Linked DNA regions of Homo sapiens: region 2 is linked to region 1. Evidence: chromatin loops called from intact Hi-C (ENCODE). Cell type or tissue: spleen. All regions are shown on one strand. Region 1 overlaps AP4E1 (adaptor related protein complex 4 subunit epsilon 1). Region 2 overlaps MIR4713HG (MIR4713 host gene).

Region 1 (2,500 bases):
TAACGACATGACATTATCAACTTCTCTGAATAAAGAACGTGTTCTAACCTTTACTATTCTAAAATACTTCCTTCTTGAGATTCTGATATAAAGTTGAACATTTATGAATAGAATATTTAATTGCTTAAAAGAATTTTTCCTAACAGCCCTAAAGGTTGACTATAGAGAGAAAATTTTTTTAAGACACTGCTAATCCTCATAGCTAACATTTGAGAAGCTAAGAACAAGATATTTAAAATTACTTTAATAAATTTCAGTTTTATTCTATAAAGAAGCATTTCTGACCATTAAACTAATAAGGTTAAACAGACTTCTTAATATCAGCTCTATTGACCAGGCGCAGTGGTTCACACCTGTAATCCCAGCGCTTTGGGAGGCCAAGGCGTGTGGATCACTTGAGCCCAGGAGTTCAAGACCAGCCTATGCAACATAGTGAAACCCCATCTCTACAAAAACAAAACACAAAAATTAGCCAGGCATGGTGGCACACAGCTTAGTCCCAGCTACTCAGGGGGCTGAGATAGGAGGATCACTTGAACCTGGAGGCAGAGGTTGCAGTGAGCAGAGATCCCGCCACTGCACTCTAGCCTGGGCAACACAGAGAGACTCTGTCTCAACAACAACAAAAAAAAGAGCTCTTTATAGACATATAATTTATATACAAAAAAGTCAGCTTTATAGACATATAATTTATATACAAAAAATATTTAAGTGTATGGTTCAATGAGTTCTGACATATATAGTCATCTAACCGCCATCACAAGAGCAAGAAATCTTTAGTCTTCTCTTTAACTCCAAAATGCTATGCATCAGGAAAACTGATTTCCTATAAATGGCTTTGACTTTCTGAAGTGTGATCTTTTAAAGTTTTAGAAATTATAATACAGTATTCTAAAAACATACTATATACATGCCATCATTCATTTTGTATAATAGATGCAACTTCAAGGACAACATGAAAGCATCAAAGTCTTAAAACACATACATACCTACTCTTTTTTCTAAGAGGTTTCCTTGTTGGGCTAACTTGATTGCATGAATATAGCCAAAGGAAGCATCATATCCAAGCATTTCACAATATATAAGTCTCACCATACATTCCTTCATCATTTTCTGAAAAGCAAAATATCCAGTAGCTGTATAAATAAACAGAATATTTAGATTGTTTTAACTATGTTCTCATAATTTAAAAGGAGAATCCTTTAATCCTGGTGCTGAAGAAATAACATATATATTACAAATTAATCACCCAATATCAGACTTTATAAATAAAAATTGCTCCTGATCTTACTTACCAACAGTATTACTTTTAGTAAAATTATTTCACTATTTTGTTAGTAGCACTACTATAAAATAAATCAACTGTAGCTGTTTCTATGTGTCCCTAGTGAAAAATTTGGTTATAATGTGATACATGGGGTCTTCACACAAGATTTCATCATGGTCATTTTACTTGGCTTCTAAAATACAGCACATAATTTTAGTAGACTTTGTCAAATGAAAACATCCATAAAATTCCCACAAGTTGGTAATAATTCCTGTAACAAAAATATTTTTCACATTGGAAAACCAAATTGCACCTAGATTTTCTTCAGAATTATTGTGCTAAGTACAATATGGAATAGTTTGCTTTATAGGCACTCTTTTTTAATAACTCACAATTATAAACTGAGGGGCATGATTTCATTAATGGCATAGCTATTGTAATAATATTTAGTTTTCTAATGGGGTCTTTTAATATCTTCAATGCAAGCCAAAAATTTTTAAGGGATGCTAAAAAATTTGTTTTATCACTAAGATATTTGCATTCTCAATATTTATGGAAAATCTTAATCAGAAGTAAAATATATAAATAAAATGTGTTTCAAAATAACTAAAAGCTCACAGACTTTTTTTTTTTTTTTTTTTTTGAGACAGAGTCTCGCTCTGTCACCCAGGCTGGAGTACAGTGGCAAGATCTTGGCTCATCGCAGCCTCCACCTACCACGTTCAAGCGATTCTCATGCTTCAGCCTCTCTAGTAGCCAGGACCACAGGTGCACGCCACCACGCCCATCTAATTTTTGTATATTTAGTAGAGATGGGGTTTCACCATGTTGGCCAGGCTGGTCTCAAACTCTTGACCTCAAATGATCCACCCACCTCAGCCCCACAAATTGCCGGGATTACAGGTGTGAGCCACCACACCCGTCCACATAGACTATTTTAATATGTCAAAATTAACTAGGGTTAGCATATTACAGGATTATTAAATAACAAAATGCTCAGGAAACAGTAAAATTGAATATTTGAAAGCAAGGATAATAATGTTTAATGTAAATATAAAGAATTTAAAGAGAAACCATAGGAAAATCTTAAGGGAATGAGATTTAACTCAGGTCACTTGTGCTTAAAGCAGTAAAAGTTAATTCATTAACACATTAATTAAGACTACAAAACACTAGCTGGGCACAGTGACTCACTCCTGTAATCCCAGCACTTTGGGAGGCCAAGGAGGGCAG
Region 2 (2,500 bases), 280 kb before region 1:
TATATGTGTATATATGGGTGCCCCAAAATAAATACAAAAATTCTCTGGAAAGTCTTGTTTCTTTAGAAAACACCAGGGTTGAACATGAGGTCACATTAATAGCAATAGTCACGTACGGCTGGCTGTACCTCCCACCCCTGCTGGCACAGGAACTCCGACCCCTACAACATTTCCCTTGGGAATTTCTGGGCTCCTCAGGCATCCATTCCTGGACCACAACAACTTTATGTGCCTCCCCAGAGTTCCTCCGCTCCAGCTTTTCTGGGAACTTCAGCCATTTGCTCAACAGAAAGTGCCGGCAGCTCCCTTCCCCTCATTTCTTGATAGCTCTCGCTGTCTCAGCTGTCCTGGGTTTGGACTTGTCAGGAAGTGAGAGGCAAACTGGCCTCAAGACCAAGAAGCACAGGCTAGTTTCTTTCTGAACCATAAGATTCCCATTCTTAGTGAACAGGGCCTGGGGACCTCATACAAAGCTGGCTCAGGTTGGGGGTCAGGGTGGGCAGCTGGAGTTAGCAAGTTGTCTGGCCACAGGGGGATGCAGGTGAGCAGGGCTGGAGATGTGGTATGGGCACTGGGGAAGACCTTTGGGGAGAGAATGTGAGATCCAGCGAGGAGACCTGCTTAGAGGAATCTTTAAAGAGCTTACAGGTAGAGATTTCAGATCGAAGGACCATTAGACGTCATGTAGTCTAATGCCTCCTTTTACAAATTAGGACACAGCTTCAGACAGGATACCTGCCGCTGGAGTAGGTGACCCTTGGACAAGAACCCAGAGCCCCCTGAATGGTGTTCCAATGCTTTTAAAGATGATCTCTAATTCCCCACCGTCCTCCCCCAAGCCCCACTGTTTCCACCCCACATCCAGTGACTACACAAACTAGCTTTGCCAGGAGAGCAACCAATTTTAACCAGCCCATCCTAAGACATTCCTATATGTCAGAGCCCAGGTCCCAGTTTGGGGTTATGGCAATTCACCACTCCCCTACAATTACGGAAGCCCAAGCAGCAGCCGGGGTTTCACTCAGCCTCGCTCTCTTTTCCAGGGTGCTCTTGCAAGGAGTCGGGAGAGAGCCCTGCTATGCTCACATCCGCCAGCAGGGGGCAGATAGGGAAAAGGTTTACCGGCTTTGAAGCCGGGCAGCTCCCGGTAGAGGGGAGCCTGCCTGCCTTGGTTTCTAGCAGGGCTGCTCACTGAACTGGGCTGCCTGCCAGGGGCCAGCAGTAAAAAGCCAGTCAGGTTGGTATTACTGTCTGGTAAAATGAAAATACCCCTAAATGCTCATTTGCTCCATCATTTCAGATTCCCTAGTGGCTGGCTCCAATCCGGGCACTTGAGTTTACATCATAACCTGGTCGCTGAAGAGCTGTGACCTTGGGGAAGTTACTCTGTGGTTTCCACATTTGAAAAAGCGGAGAACCATAGTGCCCACCTACTGGGGTTGTTGGGTGAAACAAATTAGAAATTTCCTGCTATGTAGTAAGTACTCAATACATATTAGCCAGCAATAATACGTGATTTTACTTTTAACTCATCCTTTAAACAAGTATTTATTGAGCATCTACTATGCTTAAGGCCCTGACCCAAACAAGCGTTTAGAAGACAGAAAAATTAATAAGACGCTCCTTCAAAAATGTTACAATTATTTTCTATCATTTATCTATTATCAACACTGTAATCTCTTATTTCTTTGATTGCCCCTGTTATGAGGAAGCTCAGCACCAAAGCTGAAGGCCTATCTTTGCTGCTCTTTTGATCCTCAGGACCAGCGGCTCTACATGCTTCTTTTCTGTTGGTTCTCGTATTCCATTCTATTTTATTTATTAAGTCACTGCATACATCTCTTGCCTGACCTGCTCCATGCCGGGGTCTGGGCTTGCTGCCTTACTGATGGGAGTCAGAGCGGAGCACTTTGGGGAAAGGAAGGCCACTAACGGGTCTGGGCTTGCTGCCTTACTGATGGGAGTCAGAGCGGAGCACTTTGGGGAAAGGAAGTCCACTAACCCCCCTCCCCCACCTCCCCCCCAACCACCGGCAAAAAAAAAAAAAAAAAAAAAAAAAAAATATTTACAGGTAAGGAAGTGACTAACGAGGCCTGAGGGGATGAGAGACGGAGGAGAAACAGCAACAATGAAAACACCTCTGAGAAAGACAGGATCGGAGACTCTGGGGAAAGAAAGAAAACACAGTGAAAGTAAAGACCTTGCCAAGGGCCAGCCCATCATGCGGGCAGAGAAGAAAAGAAAGGGACAAAAGAAAGGGACGATGTGGAAGTGTGAGCTGAAAAGCACAGGTTCAGAAATAAGTTGCTTTTAGTATCCATTTCAGGAGCAGAGCAAGGGACAGCGAGGCCAACTAGCGATAGATTTCCCATCAAGAGACAGAGAAGGGCAGGGGGTAGAAATCACTGTTTCCGGAGTGGAAAAACACAACTGAGTGTCTGAAGGGAGAAAGTCACAGCGTCAGCTGGCTGGACAGCTGAGTGTCCAGGTTCACCGGCCA

Evidence for each region. Hi-C counts contacts between places; a loop is a spot of excess contacts. Peaks named below come from ENCODE experiments on the same cell type or tissue, not always from the same donor. Only the 100,000 strongest peaks of a DNase experiment are listed, where the experiment ranks them.
Region 2: it touches region 1 in a loop (5-fold over the local background); 9 of 110 quality-filtered maps call a loop at or near these places.

What each region holds. Positions count from the first base shown.
Region 1 is chr15:50,914,061-50,916,560 of GRCh38, reverse strand. AP4E1 (adaptor related protein complex 4 subunit epsilon 1) reads right to left here. Exons shown (of 21, transcript NM_007347.5): 3 at 990-1,113. Among named protein-coding and RNA genes, the nearest start is that of AP4E1, 6.6 kb to the right of the region's middle. In spleen, no CTCF peak of the experiment used is centred here; no DNase peak of the experiment used is centred here.
Region 2 is chr15:51,191,456-51,193,955 of GRCh38, reverse strand. All of the region lies in intron 1 of MIR4713HG (MIR4713 host gene), which reads right to left. Among named protein-coding and RNA genes, the nearest start is that of MIR4713, 49 kb to the left of the region's middle. In spleen, CTCF peaks have their summits at 847 and 1,059 (motif pointing right); a DNase peak (open chromatin) is centred at 1,095; H3K4me3 peaks cover 618 bases; H3K27ac peaks cover 1,350 bases; H3K27me3 peaks cover 1,638 bases.